Linked DNA regions of Homo sapiens: region 2 is linked to region 1. A link is a contact called in ENCODE Hi-C or POLR2A ChIA-PET data. All regions are on one chromosome and are shown on one strand. Each heading gives the region's core, a stretch centred on a gene start or an enhancer-like site at or near the end of the contact. The rest is flanking DNA. Distances are from core to core; before and after follow the strand shown. Region 1 overlaps ATP10A (ATPase phospholipid transporting 10A (putative)). Region 2 has its middle 90 kb from the start of LINC02250.

Region 1 (7,035 bases), core at 2,488-4,987:
CCTCAGAAGGGCACTGGCTAATTCATGTTTCGTTCTCTTCCCTGGAACAGTGTTCCTGGGAACTAGAAAGATGAATCGCCTCACTCCCAATTATTGAAGCGGTCCCCACTCCCACCTCTCCCTTCCTTATCTGTGGCTGCCTCCTTCCAACCTGGTGTCTCTGGGGAGACACCAGCTTCTGAATCCCAGGGTGTGACTGCAGCCAGCGCCCCACCCCAGTCAGGAGAGGGCATGGACCAGGGTCCCCGCCACCACTGTGCCTGGGGCTGCAGCGCCCTGGGAGTGGGCACCCTGCACTGCAGCCTGGGGTCCATTTCCTGCCTGTGACAGAAACAGAGTCCATGCTACAGAAACAGCAAATTAAAACCGGACAGAGGGAACGCAAGCGGGCATGACTAGGAAGCTGCTCTTTAGAAGGATTTGGTGGGAAGCATCTGTTGTTTACTTGACACTTTTGTGAGATTTATAAAACCAAGGATTATCATGATAGCCACAGTCTTCCTCAACACAAAATGAAAGCAGTCATAGTAAACAGAAGGCAGAGGAAATTACCCACTTTGTTTAAAGTTTTATTTGCCACCCAAAATAGATAATCATGACAGTACTCCATCCACTCACCCATCCTCCCTCCCACCAGCCTCCTTCGGCCTCCCTCTCCTCTCTTTTTCCCTTCTCCTACCCTCCTCTCCTCTCCCTCCTTCCTCCCCTTCCCCTCCCATAGTTGCTAAACCTGGTACAGCACAGTGCATTGTGCTCTTCTCAAAAACAGAACTCAGCAGAGTCCTGAGGGGATCAGAGACCCGGGCAGTCGGTTCTACAGCAGCCCTTAAAGCCGAGACCCAGTTTCAGATAGACACGAGGAATAGGTTTTGAGATCTGTTGCACAGCCAGGTGACCAGAGGCAATAAAAATGTATTACACATTTCAAAACGACTCAGAGAGTAAATTTTAACTGTCTCATCATAAAAACATGATAGGCAAGCAAAGTGACAGATTTGTTAATTAGCATGATTTAATCATGCCACATTGTACACATACATCAGAACATCACATTGCACCCCATGAATGTATACAGTACTGATTTATCCATTAATAATAATAATACATTTAAAAGATAATAATAAAGTTGGAAGCTTAGGCTCCCAGGGGCAGGATCCCAACTAAGATTACAGAAAGATTCTGACAGTTGCCAAATGCTACCATAAAACCAGAGGGTTTCCTTGCCTCAAGACACAGGGAGCTTCCTGGTGATGAATGAAACCACATACATCTCAGCAGCGTGTTTTAGAGAAGTGCCTGGATCAGCTAGCTATTGACAGGCACCCAGGCAAGGAGCGTCATCAGCCAGTTATCTTATGATCTGACCTCTCCAGATGTCACTCATAAAGGAGTTCAGATGGACTCTGAGCCCCAAGCCCTGCTCACGTACCAGAACCGGCTGTGGAAGCCTTGGGTGTGCCCCCTCTGACAGCTTGGCAAGATGACCTGGAGCTAGCTGGCTGTGCATGCCCAGGAGGGGGCATTACCTGCTCCTGGGCCTCATCTTTCCTGGGGACATGGAAGGCATCCCAGGGGCCACTGCCGATCAGAAACTGCTTCAGAACACCAACATACCAGCCGTGGCCCCCACAGCCTCTGAGGGAAGGAGGGGGCCCTGAAGGATGGCTCCATGGAGCTCCGGATGTGCGGGACCACTGCTGGGGGAGGGTGGGATGGGCCAGTCCACTTTCTTGGCAGCTGAAGCCCAGCCCCTCACCTCATGCTGGACAGAGTCATGTGTCCAGGTTCTGTGCGTCCTTGCTTCCGGTGCACTGGGCTGATGCCACCCGAGAGCTGGGGAGGCATTTGCGGGGCATCTGCTCCTGGAATTAGGATCTCCCTGAGTTGGAATCCTGGCATTGGCAAGTACTCAGCCTTGTGATGGTGGGCAGGTGACTTCCCCTTTTTTATCCCCATTTTTCTCATCTCTCACAGAGGGTCTATTAAGAGATGCGCAGTGGTCCACGCGGCTGGCCGGCTCCATAAGTATCTCCTTCTCCGGCCTCTTGACAGGCCCCTGCTGCTTTGACTCAGCACCATGCCTGTGCTTGAAGTTCTGATTAAACGGTTGTTCTGATAAGTAATCCTCATGAATGGTCTCCATTTTGCTCATCCACGGTGAAACAAGCTGTCCTCCCTGGGCAAAACCCAGAAAACTGGTTCAGAGCCATGGGTTAGCAAGAAGCCACAGCGCAGGCACCTCTAAAGGGGATTTGCCCAGCGTTCACCAGGTCATGGGGAATTTGCTCAGCAGGGCAACATCACAGTCAAGATCATCTTGGATGGAGTTTCAAAGCTGAGTCCAAACCCTAGCTGTAGGGGTCCAAGCTGTGCAATCTGGGAGTGTGAGCCCCCCTGTGCCATAGCATTTCATCCAGACAGGAGCAGATGGTGGCCACCGTCCATGTGGGCAAGGAGCTCAGCACCAGGTGAGCACCGTCATCCCAGCATGACTGGAAGGCCTGCCACCCTCTGTCCTGCCTCCCTCTCCCGGCCACCTGCCACCCTACCCCATGTACACCTAGGCTCTACCTGAAGAGACCGGCTGGACGTCAACCCGTTCCCCTTCCCCTAAGTTGTGCGACCTTAGAAAGCTCCTTACGTTCTCTGAGATGAAAGTCAGTCTCTGTGAAACAGAGTTGAGAATATCAACCTCCCCAGGTTGCAGCTGACTGAGGATGTTCTCCGTGCCTTGCTATTAGAGAGCAAGGGTGGTGAATCCTGTGGGGCTGCCCTGCCGGAAGCCTCGCGGAACCTAAAACACACTGAATGGTTTCTTTCTGCTCCGCCCAGCCTTCCCCCATGATGCCTCACCCTGCGCCCTCTCCCCGCAGCGCAGCGTCTGGCCAGGTACCAAGAGGCAGACTCGGAGGAGGAGGAGGTGGTGCCCAGAGGGGGCTCGGTGTCCCAGCGCGGCAGCATCGGCAGCCACCAGAGTGTCCGGGTGGTGCACAGAACCCAGAGCACCAAGTCCCACCGGCGCACGGGCAGCCGGGCCGAGGCCAAGAGGGCCAGCATGCTGTCCAAGCACACGGCCTTCAGCAGCCCCATGGTGAGTGTACAGGGCCTCCTGCTAGGGTGCTGCCACGTCTCTTCCCCATTTTCACCATCCCCCGCTCATGGAAGGTGTCTATATTTAATCCTACAAATACACTGTCGCTGGGCGGCTTGGCTCTACTCAGCAGAAGCTTTTCTGGCCAACACTTTCTCTCCACTGTCGTCTTTTCCAAGACACTGACATGGCCCCTTTGCATGGCTTCTAAGGCTGGTTGATTGCTGGCAAGTCACCCAGAAAGGGTGACAAAGAGGAAGCCCGTGCTGCCAAATGAAGCAAATAAAACCTCAGGACAAGATGACAACCGCTAAAAAGCAAAGCCAACCCCTCCCAAGGGAGTTTTAATTAGACGAGCCCAAATCCATAAAATACTTTCTGCCTGGCCTTGTCAGCCGCCCAGACATTAATGGACCACCATCATCCAGCACGGAGAGGCGAGAAGTGAGCAATAACCTCTGAAAGAGCCTTTCACTTCTGAAATGTTTTACCAATGCAGCAGAGGGGATGAATCCCCCTTGCTTACTCTGTGGTGGCCTCATTCTCTCATGTGCTTCTAAACCCACAGAGAAGCTGCCATCTAAATAGGGCTGATTTCGAGTTTTGGACGCTGATTGGTGGGTTTCTACAGGGCCCCTGGGAGTGGGGGCTCTCACGCTTGGCAGGAGGGAGGCTGCACTGGAACAAGGTTTCCTGACAGCATTTTTCAGTATGAGTCAAGAGTATTTAAAGTATTCAAACTTTCTCGTCTAGCAATTTAGCGATTCAGCCAAGGATTGCTACATATGGAAGTTTATCAATGTGTAATTTACATCAGCAAAACTGAAAGAAATTTAAATATCCAGTGATAAAGGGATGGTCAAATAAATGATGACATATCCATTTTCAAGTTGTTAAAATGTGTTTTTAAATAATTCTTAAAAGCCTGGAAAAGTTCAGACAATTAATAATGTTTTGGAGAAAATGGAAACCACCAATATGTATATAAAATATTTTGATTATGTGAAATTTAAATGTAGAGCGAAAAGACTAGAGGGCAATGCTGAAGCATGGTTTTCACAAAGTGGATAGAAGCTCTGTATATTTTGTGCAATTAAAATTGTAAGTAATTTACAATTATAAAATGACATATATGTATATGAGAGATGAAGTTCTGTTTACAGCTTATAATAAAATCAAAGTACCTTAAATAGTCACGCCCCAAGATCCTCGGCAGGCTACTGGGTGGGACTCACTGCCAGCCTCCCTTTCTCCCAGGAGAAGGATATCACGCCCGACCCAAAGCTGCTGGAGAAGGTGAGTGAGTGTGACAAGAGCCTAGCCGTGGCGAGGCATCAGGAGCACCTGCTGGCCCACCTCTCGCCTGAGCTGTCTGACGTCTTTGATTTCTTCATCGCACTCACCATCTGCAACACAGTCGTCGTCACGTCCCCGGATCAGCCACGAACAAAGGCAAGTTCTGGAGGGTCCCTGAGCTTGACCTTGACCTTCTGCGCTGCGGGCCATGGTTGTCAGTCCTCCTGAGGGCAGGCGCCCTTCCCTTTCCTGCAGCAAGCGCTCTTGGCACATCGTGACCTAAGGGGGATGCGGTGGGGTGCTTCATACTGGGCAAAACAGTGCTTGTGGTTCTGCAGCGTTGGCCCCAGGCTATAGTGGGCAGGGGCTATGATTGGGGCCAAGTGGGAGGGGGCAGCCCACCAGAGATGACTTCTGAGCCTGGGAGGGGAGGGACACAGGGCAGCCAGATAGGCCAGCCTCAGGTAGGCAGGTGGGTGTGTGGAGGCCCTGCCTGCCTGGGTCCTTCCTTCGCTGCCTGGCCTGGGGCAGGGCCAGAGGGAGGCTACCCAGGACAACCTCCCCGAGCCTCAGGGTCCCAGATCCACACAGGAGAGAGGACAAGACAGGCCGGGGGCCCAGCTTCTGGGACGAGGAGCTTGCACATGGACCCTGACTCTACCAGCCATGCAGCTGGAGACACATTGGCCTCCTCCCTGTGCCTGGGGTGCCCGCCTGGGCCGTGGGGCCATGGGGAGGATTTATGGGGCATCGAAGATTGTTCTTCAATGAAAAGCGGTCGAGAATCGATCAGAGGCTACTTAGGACACTGGAAATATAGCAATGCTCAAATTGGTTTTGGTTCAGTCTGACATTAAGGTTTTCTCCTGAGAGAGGAAAGGTTGCACGTGTGAAAGCTCCTCTATCACCCAGTGCACCCCAGAAAGCCCTACAGTGGGCTAGGCAGTGTAGGGGGCACGGAAGCGTGATATGCATATGGAACCAGGCAGTTTTGAATGTTGAATGGGGTAGGTGTGTGTCATAGACCTCCCAGCCCCCGACTCTCCCAGGATCCCTTCCCAGCCTCCTGGGTCTGCCCTTCCAGCAGGTCCCTCCGCAGGCGATGTGGGGTGAACAAGGTGGCCTGTATTTTCTCTGCTGCAGCAGCATGTCTGGCAGTACCTGGACCCAGTGACTCCCAAGTGGACAGGCCTGCCACTCAGAGACCAGCAGGCTTGAGGCTTAGGCCGGCAGCCCTGGGCTGGAGCTGCTTCCCGAAGCTGCAGTTCATCTCCTGGCTGCCTCAGCATCTCCCATCTGGCCTCTGGGCTCTGCCCCCAGCATTAAAAACCCTTCTGGTGTATATCCCTGCAGGAAGTGCCCCTTTTCTGGGCTAGACCCTGACTGACAGATGTTAAATGAAGGGTGAGAGATGGCAGCGTCATTGAGGCTTGTGCTGAAGGTTACACGGCTTGAGTTCCACCTAGGGAACAGCCTATCAATCACCCACACTCAGGCTGCAGGTGAAGATGTCTCTGGGTGCATTTCTATTCCCACATATTGGTTGGTGAGCGCCACCTTCGAGGACATTTGGAGCCAGCAGGGATTGCTGTGCAGGTGCCTATGTCTCCCAGCTGGCTATGTAGCGTATTTAAAGTCATAACAAGACCAAAGGAAAAGCACCTGTATCAAAATCTGGCTCTATGCACCTTGCTTTACCAAACACCTGATTTTTCTGGAGGCTGTTACTGTAATTCACAACTTAGGATGCAATGGTAAAATTGCAGTTTTAAGAATTGCTAATTCAGTATTTTGGTTGTTTTGACATTTGCTCTTTCAATAAAGAGCAAGAAAAAAGCGTGGCTCTGTTGCCCTATCATTGAGCTTTTTGAAACTTTAACAATTGTGTGTGTGTGTGTGTGTGTGTGTGTGTGTGTGTGTATATGTGTCATTCATTTTGTTTCTTACTGTGGTGGTTAAAATATTGTTTCAATGTTTGGGATCCTCAATTTGTCAGTGTATTTAATGCGCTTAGAAGGATTATTTGGGGACTGGAAATGTGATTTGTATATTAAATTTTTATAGACATAATTCAAAGGAAGTATAAACTGATGGTTTGTTAAGTGACTTTTTAATTGGAAAAAAAATGCCCAGTTTTGTGCCAGGCAATGGTGAGCCTGCTCCCCTGAGCTGTTTTTTTGCAAAGCAAGGGGACACTGTAGTGCAGGGACAGCCCCAAAAGAAGCCTGCAGATGCCACCAGCTGCAACTCCCCTGCATACATCCAGGCCTCACTGATGGGCCCTCGGCAATCACGTTCTGAAAGAATCTTGCATAACCTTTGTTTAAGAGAAGTGGAAGAGGCCAGCGGACGATCTCAAGGAAGGAGTACTGTCTCTGCTTGCAATTTCTTTTTTTATTATTATTATTATACTTTAAGAAGTTTTATGATACATGTGCACAACATGTTTATTGCGACACTATTCTGCTTGCAATTTCAATGCATGCCTGAAATCTGGGAAATGGGAAATCTGTGCTCTGAGACCCCAGTGGGGAAGCGAGGTCATTGTTCCTCCAAGTGCCTGGAGCATCCTGTGGGAACCAGGGTGGGGCCTCTGGGGGACATAGCAGTTCCCTCACCTGCCTTCTGACCATTTCTCTTGCAGGTGA
Region 2 (7,035 bases), core at 1,401-3,900, 47 kb after region 1:
AGGATAGTCAAGGCATACTCAACATCACTAATCAATAGAGAAAGACAAAACCACAGTGAGATAGCACCTCACCCCCATTAAGAAGGCTTTCTGGATCATTTAAACAATGAAGAAATGACAAGAGCTGGTGAAGATGTGGAAGCTCCAGAGCCCTGTGCACTGCTGGAAGGAATGCAAAATGGCACAGCTGCTGTGGGAAACAATGTGGCAATTCCTCCCAAAATTAAAGGCAGAATGACCATCTGATCCAGCAGTTACAGTTCCAGGTACCTACCCAAGCAATTCAAAGCAGGGACTCACACAGATATTTACACTGCCATATTCATAGCAGCATTCTGCACAATAGCCAACAGATAAACATAGCCCATGTCGGCCGACAGATGAATGAATAAACAAAAATATGGACTCTACATAGAAGGGGATATTATTCCGTCTTAAAAGGAGGGAATGTCTAACACATGTACAACACAGATGAACCTAGAGGACAGGAAACTGAGTGAAGGAGGGCAGTCACGAAAGGACGGGCCGGGCACGGTGGCTCACGCCTGTAATCCCAGCACTTTGGGAGGCTGAGGCTGGTGGATCACCTGAGGTCAGGAGTTCGAGACCAGCCTGGCCAACATGACGAAACCCCGTCTCTACTAAAAATACAAAAATTAGCTGGCGTGGTGGTGGACGCCTATAATCCCAGCTACTTGGGAGGCTGAGGCAGGAGAATCACTTGAACTCAGGAGGTGGAGGCTGCAGTGAGCCGAGATCGTGCCGTTGCACTCCAGCCTGGGCAACAAGAGTGAAACCCCTTCTCAAACAAACGAAAAAAATAGGACAGATGATGTGACTCCACCTACATGTGGTGCCTAGAGTAGTCAAACTTGTGCAGACAGGAAGTAGAATGGGGGTGGCCAGGAGCTGGAAGGGGAAAGGGGAGTTCGTATTTAATGGGCACAGAGTTTCCATTTAGGTTGATGAAAAAGCTCTGCGATGGATGGTGGTGCTGGTTGCACAACAGCATGAAGGTACTTCAGGCCCCGGAACCAACTATATGCTTTAAAGCGGTTAAAATGATACATTTGATGTATGTGCAAGTTACCACAACAATTTTTTAATTAAAAAAAAAAGAGGCAAGAGCACCTTAGGGAATACAATTTTAGATCAAAATATTTTCAAAGCACTCGATTCCGAGACAGAGCTCAGAGAGGCTTCCAGAGCCTCCAGCCTGAGCCTGCTTGGTGGCAGGGCTTGCCTCATCACCCTTCACTTTCAGAGCCTCTGAAAGTTCATCTCCTTGTAAAATCAACATGACAGCAAATGTGTCTGCTCTGACTGGGAAACCCTGAGTAACTTGTTGGAACCCAGGTGGCCATAAATCTCTGTCCTGAGTTATGGCCGGAGATGCAGGAAACACGTGGATGTGGAGGTCCAGTGCAAGTCATTCTGCTATTTTTAGCTCCCACTTTCTCTCAGAGAAAACTGGGGGCTGACAGCCAGGGGCTCGGAAGCCATCAGAAGAGCCACGCTGGGCAGGACAGCTCCCCTGGGGCACCCGGCCGGCCTCTGCAGACATAAACTGGGACACCTTCCCCAACCCTAAGCCAGACACTTCTGCTGTACACACACTGTATTTCCTTTGCAGGAACTACTGCCTCATGATAGCATCTTGTATACTTTATACTCGCTTCTTATTTCTCTGCCCCTTATCCCCTCCCTTCCCACTAAGATGGGGAGTTTCCATCTCAAAAATCCCATACAAGAAATGAGAGAGGAGAGAGAGGGAGAAATTATCTGATAGACGAGACAGTATTTTTCACGGTTAATTGAGGATGATTTTCATAACTGGCAAATGTCATTTTGATCTTCGCTATTAGAACATCTGCACCATCTCACAACAGGAAGCACAGCTATATTCCTTGGGATTTACCTATTCTTAGAACTAAGAGCACACATTCCACCAGCTGTCTCGTGTTGAAAATGTTAGCTTTCCAAATCCACGCAATTGGATTGAGCGTTTATAAATAGATTCAATAAAAGGAGGTTCCATTAGGTCTATACACTAAAACTGGAATTTTTTAAAGATCCTCCAAGGCCCCTTTTATTTGGTCTGTTCTTGAATCATGCCCTGAGAGCAAACCATGCAGTTTTATTGCTGAAGATAATATACATTGTTTTTTGAAAAAAGAAAGGTAATACGATATTCCTCTGTGTGAAGAAGGAGCTCAATTCTCGGCTACACCTAAGCATGCAGCCGCATAGTGATCCCTTGAAAGGAAGTGTACGTGACACATTCAGAGACTGGGAGCCCTCCTGCTGGAAGAGGCTGTGTACACAAAGCCTGGTCTCTGCAGGGGCTTGGGGAGAGGTCTTCACAGCCCCCGAACCCAGGAAATGCCCCCCCGCCCCGGCATTCCTCAATGCACATTCCAGATTTATCAGAAGGCACTGGAGTTAAAGGAAAAGCAAGCCTGCGGTGTATTCCAGTGACATATAAGAATAAGCCAATGCTTCTGGTGTGCCGCAATTTCATCAGTGCTCTCCTAACGCTGCTCTGAACCCTACAGGAAAAATCGTGCCTCCCTGAGCTGTAGAGTGTGAGGCTCTAGGCTATTTTCAGCCTGGATTTCTCACGCGGGCTGGCCACGTGGGGCTGCGGCTGCTGCTGTCTGCAGCCTCCCTGCTGGGGATCCTGCACAAGGAACCAGGATCACATGTCCCCTCCCTCTGGTGGTTCCCTCGTTCCCTCCCCCAGCCCTGACAGGGATTCCCAAATCCAGCCAGGGGTGGGAATCAAATGCAGAGACCCCAGCCCAGGGCTAAGAGTGGTCTCTTTAAATGAGGATGTTGTCTCCAAGACAACTGTCCCATGTTTTCCTAAATGCACATATATATGTAGTTACATATAATCACCTTTTTTAAAAAGCTGTTTCCATGTGCTCTTATTAAGCATAGCACAGTGTAAAGCACAGTCTAGCAAAGTGATGGTGAGTGAGTGCCCACAGGCTGAAGGTGCATGTAAGTAACCTCTGAGAGGGCTTTACCAAATGCCACCCTCAAACACACACACACACACACACACACACACACACACACACACACCATGGCTATACGTGTGCTCGGTATGCGGCTTTAACAAAAGTGTTTAAGATGGAGATGATATGAACTTGGTTCTCTCGAAGCAGAAGCACCAAGGTTTCTCTGTGTGGCAGCTTGGTTCTTACACAGTTAGGTGGAGGGAGGAGCAGCTGGATGCTAACCGTATTCTTGGATCTAAATAAATGTATTTTATACACGGTTTCATCTCTGCCTGCATCCCTATGCTTTGGAGTCAGCTGACTGCGGTGTGGGGAGGCTGGGATAGGAATTCAGGTCCTTCCCTTAGGGCCATTAGATCGGCCACCTAATGTGATGTGACACCCACACATTTCAAAACCAAATGAACCAGCACCCTCCAAGCGCCTGCCTGACGTGTCTCTCATGATGAGGCAGACATCCATCAAAGTGATTTATGCAGATGGACCGCCTCAGCCCTCACAAAAGCCTGTAAAATTTATTCTAATTTCACCCAATGTGCAGATGGGAAACATCAAGTCCCAGAAAGGGTAATTAACGTGCTCAGGTCACATGGCAGTAGCGGTGCAGCTGGGACTAGAGCCCAGGCAGGCTGGTGCATGAGTCTTCCTGACTACATTCTAGGATCTTGGTGGAGGAAAGGTTCTGCAAACAGGAATTTCCACATGTAAGTCAAAAATATGAATTCCATTTGTGCATAGACATACCGATTGTCTTTCTCAAATCCTGGCCTTTGGAGATAAATTAAAATAAACACTTTAAAGGTAATTCCTGTGGGCCCCATGTTATTTCTAAATCAGGGTTCATGTGGCACCTACTGTTTAATTCAATTCACTCATCCATTCATTCACGCATTCAACAAATGTGCACTGAGAAGCACGCCTGTGCCAGGCCTGGGTGCCCCTGCAGCACCCTCAGTGCGCTCACGGCTTCACACTTGGGCCCTGTCCTGGGTACGTTTGGTGCGTTACTGGAGACACGAGCTTTGTGTCAGGTGTGTCAACAAGCGCTGCGAAGGGGCCACATGGGGCAGAGGCTGGCATTGGTGGGGGAGGAAGGGAGGGCAGGCTGGGGTGGGGGGAGCTAAACCAGAGTGGGTGAGAATGTGATCTTGGCATCAGGAGAAGGCACTGGGCTTGGACCCAAAGCAAAGTAACAAGAAGGGGCTTAGCATAGTGGAGTTGTGTGGGAGGGAAGGAAGAAAGGAGGGATGAGGGAGGGAGGGAGGGAGGGAGGGACGGGTTTGCCCCAGGGCTCCAGACATACACAGAGATAAACACAGTGGTATGCACCATGAGGACAAAACTGGGACCAGCAAATGTGGTGGATTTTCTCTAGAATCATCTGCCCTTCCTGCCCGTCTGCTCTCACCCACTGGGTAGCAGGAACAATTTAATGTTTATCCCGTCCCCTCCAAGCAACTCTTCGGGCTGCTCCTCAGTAGGGCTGCTTCTCCTTGCTCTCATCCCCAAGTCTCCTCACCCTGCCCAGCCTTTAAGACGAACCTTGGCTCTGTGAGGGGAAGGTTTTGCAAGGATTGGGGCGGTGGGGGCTCCTGGACCCACTGGAAGGTGTGCTAGGACTGTCATCCACGTGTACAGGCTGCGAGGCTCCTGCTACCTTGACTGCCGACATCAGGGCTGTCAACATGTGGGCTCTCAGGGCCCGCACAGGATCCGGCAGCCTTCCCCCAGGGCCAGCATACTGCACAGGGAGTGTGGCCTCGGGGGCACGTGGGGGATGCCGTCAGGCCTGTGCTCATGGAGAAGGGGTGACGGGTACTGCACTGCTGGAGCTTTCCCTGTCTTCATGCCGTGGATCCCCAAGGTCGTCTGCAGAAGACCATGGACTCCTCACACTCATGCTTCTAAGTGCATGAAATTAACTATATCAGGTGACAGAGAAAACCAATGACACTGAAACAGCAAAATAAGTTTTAAAAAACCAACTTGCTATATGACAACATATGTGCATCATTAATGCATTAAATAATCTGGAAGCTGGTTTCATAGCTGCTGCAATTTTGGAATAGTGAGCACACATGTGTGTCAGGATAATTGCAACAAGCATAATGTGAATGGAAATAGCTGATTGCTGTTGGGGACAGAGTCCCCAGGACAGAGGGTTGCCAGATACAATACAGGACACCAGTTAAATTTAAATTTCAGGTAAACAATGAATAACTTTTGTAGTGTAAGTATGTGTCAAATATTGCGTGAGATATACTAAAAAATTTTGTTTATCTGAAATTTATTTAGGCATCCTGTATTTTTTATTTGCTGAATCTGTCAAACATTGCCTCCCAGTACTGTAACAGTCGTTTATTATGCACATTTATAACTGAAAGAAATGCTAACTTTTGGTTAGAGATTAGTGGCAATAAATATTTTTTTCCCACCCAGGTGTATGGACCTCCCTTGGTCAGGAAGCCCTGGACCAGCACCATCCCTCAGCAGACATTTGGGTGCAGGGCGTCAGCCCACGGCAGGCACCTGTTTTCTGTTCTCACCATCATGCTTCATGGGCTCTAGACCCTGTTTACCTGCTGGCCTGGCCTCACTTGGGGTCTTGCTAGTGTCCTGGACCCTGAGTGTCTGCGGGATGATCCAGAGACTGTTGGGCTGACTCCTCATTGGGGCCTCAAGCCCATGGTCAGTCCCTGTAAGACATCATCTCTGCCATCTCTGAGTGTGTCTCATCTGGACCACCCAACACTCTACCGGATGGAGATTCTTCTCTTATTGGGATCCTTTTCTGGATTATAAGTCCCATGAAGACTGGAGTTAGATCCACCATTGTATTCCCAGCTACTAAAACAGTGCCCTACGCACAGTAGGTGCTTAATATTTTCTGAACGAACAAATACATAAAATAACAAAGAATTACAGACTTCTTATTATGTTGCTGATTATGATTATGTTTGTCATTTGTGTGTAAAATGTGCCCAGAGAGGTAAAATGGAGCCATTTGATACAGCCTTAAAAACCACAGGGATAGGCCGGGTACAGTGGTTCACGCCTGTAATCCTAGCACTTTGAGAGACCAAGGCGGGCGGATCACGAGGTCAGGAGTTCGAGACCAGCCTGGCCAACATGGTGAAACCCCGTCTCTACTAAAAATACAAAAATTAGCCGGGCATGGTGGCATGTGCCTGTAATCCCAGCTACTCGGGAGGCTGAGGCAGGAGAATTGCTTGAACCTGGGAGGCAGAGGTTGCAGTGAGCTGAGATTGTGCCATTGCACTCCAGCTCTGGGTGACAGAGAAAGACTCTGTCTCAGAGCGGGGGAAGAAAACTATAGTGATAAATTTTAATTTCATGAACTGGGAACTTCAGAGCCATGATGAGCTTCTTGGGAGAGAGGGATATATTTGTAGTGTCAATCGAGAAGGAGTATTTTGGGCATCACTCCTGGCTTTCATGAACTGGGAACTTCAGAGCCATGATGAGCTTCTTGGGAGAGAGGGATATATTTGTAGTGTCAATCGAGAAGGAGTATTTTGGGCATCACTCCTGGCAGAGCAAGTGGGAACGAGGAAGACAGCATGGTGACTTCTCTCAAGACTACTGTGCACTAGGAAATCTGTTCCAAGCTCCCTTCCATATGGAAGTGATGTCATAGAGTCCTATTTTCTTCTCTTGGGTCTTCCTAAAATCTGCATCTGAAGCGGCTTCCATAATGCTCAATATAACCTTCCTCCCCAGATCTGGAAGATGAAAAGTCCACCCCCTCCAAGACAGTAGCTGAAGTTTCACATTAAAATGAAAACCTGCCTCTGGGGCAGAGAACACTGAAGTTGGGAAGGTCATGATTTTCCAGCAGTAATTGCCTATCTGGTCCCATCATCTTTTTTGTTCGTTCAAATTCTCAGTTAGTCGGATACATTCAACATATCTGAGCCCAATATGAAAGGGAACTGTAAAGATCACAGCAGCAAATAAGCTCTGGGTACACCCAAAGGGGTCCAGTTGA

Evidence for each region. Hi-C counts contacts between places; a loop is a spot of excess contacts on that map. ChIA-PET counts read pairs that join two places held with the same protein, here RNA polymerase II (POLR2A). Pooled maps may share reads with other maps.
Region 2: a map of ascending aorta shows a loop between it and region 1 (4-fold over the local background). The contact joins two enhancer-like sites. A Hi-C loop is called at or near these places in 2 of 168 maps with a recorded cell type or tissue (IMR-90 and ascending aorta) and 2 of 50 pooled maps. POLR2A ChIA-PET finds 5 or more read pairs at or near these places in 2 of 52 experiments (activated T-cell and naive thymus-derived CD4-positive, alpha-beta T cell).

What each region holds. Positions count from the first base shown.
Region 1 is chr15:25,714,238-25,721,272 of GRCh38, reverse strand. It overlaps ATP10A (ATPase phospholipid transporting 10A (putative)), which reads left to right. Exons shown (of 21, transcript NM_024490.4): 8 at 2,874-3,091; 9 at 4,349-4,543; 10 at 7,032-7,035. Among named protein-coding and RNA genes, the nearest start is that of MIR4715, 130 kb to the left of the region's middle. Within about 2 kb of position 3,737, at least 2 of the 41 ENCODE cell types and tissues checked have a DNase peak (open chromatin) inside an H3K27ac peak, as active enhancers do; they include ascending aorta, where a contact is called at or near this core.
Region 2 is chr15:25,665,731-25,672,765 of GRCh38, reverse strand. It overlaps a transcript of ATP10A not described here. Among named protein-coding and RNA genes, the nearest start is that of LINC02250, 90 kb to the right of the region's middle. RefSeq lists an enhancer at 1-59. Within about 2 kb of position 2,650, at least 11 of the 41 ENCODE cell types and tissues checked have a DNase peak (open chromatin) inside an H3K27ac peak, as active enhancers do; they include ascending aorta, where a contact is called at or near this core.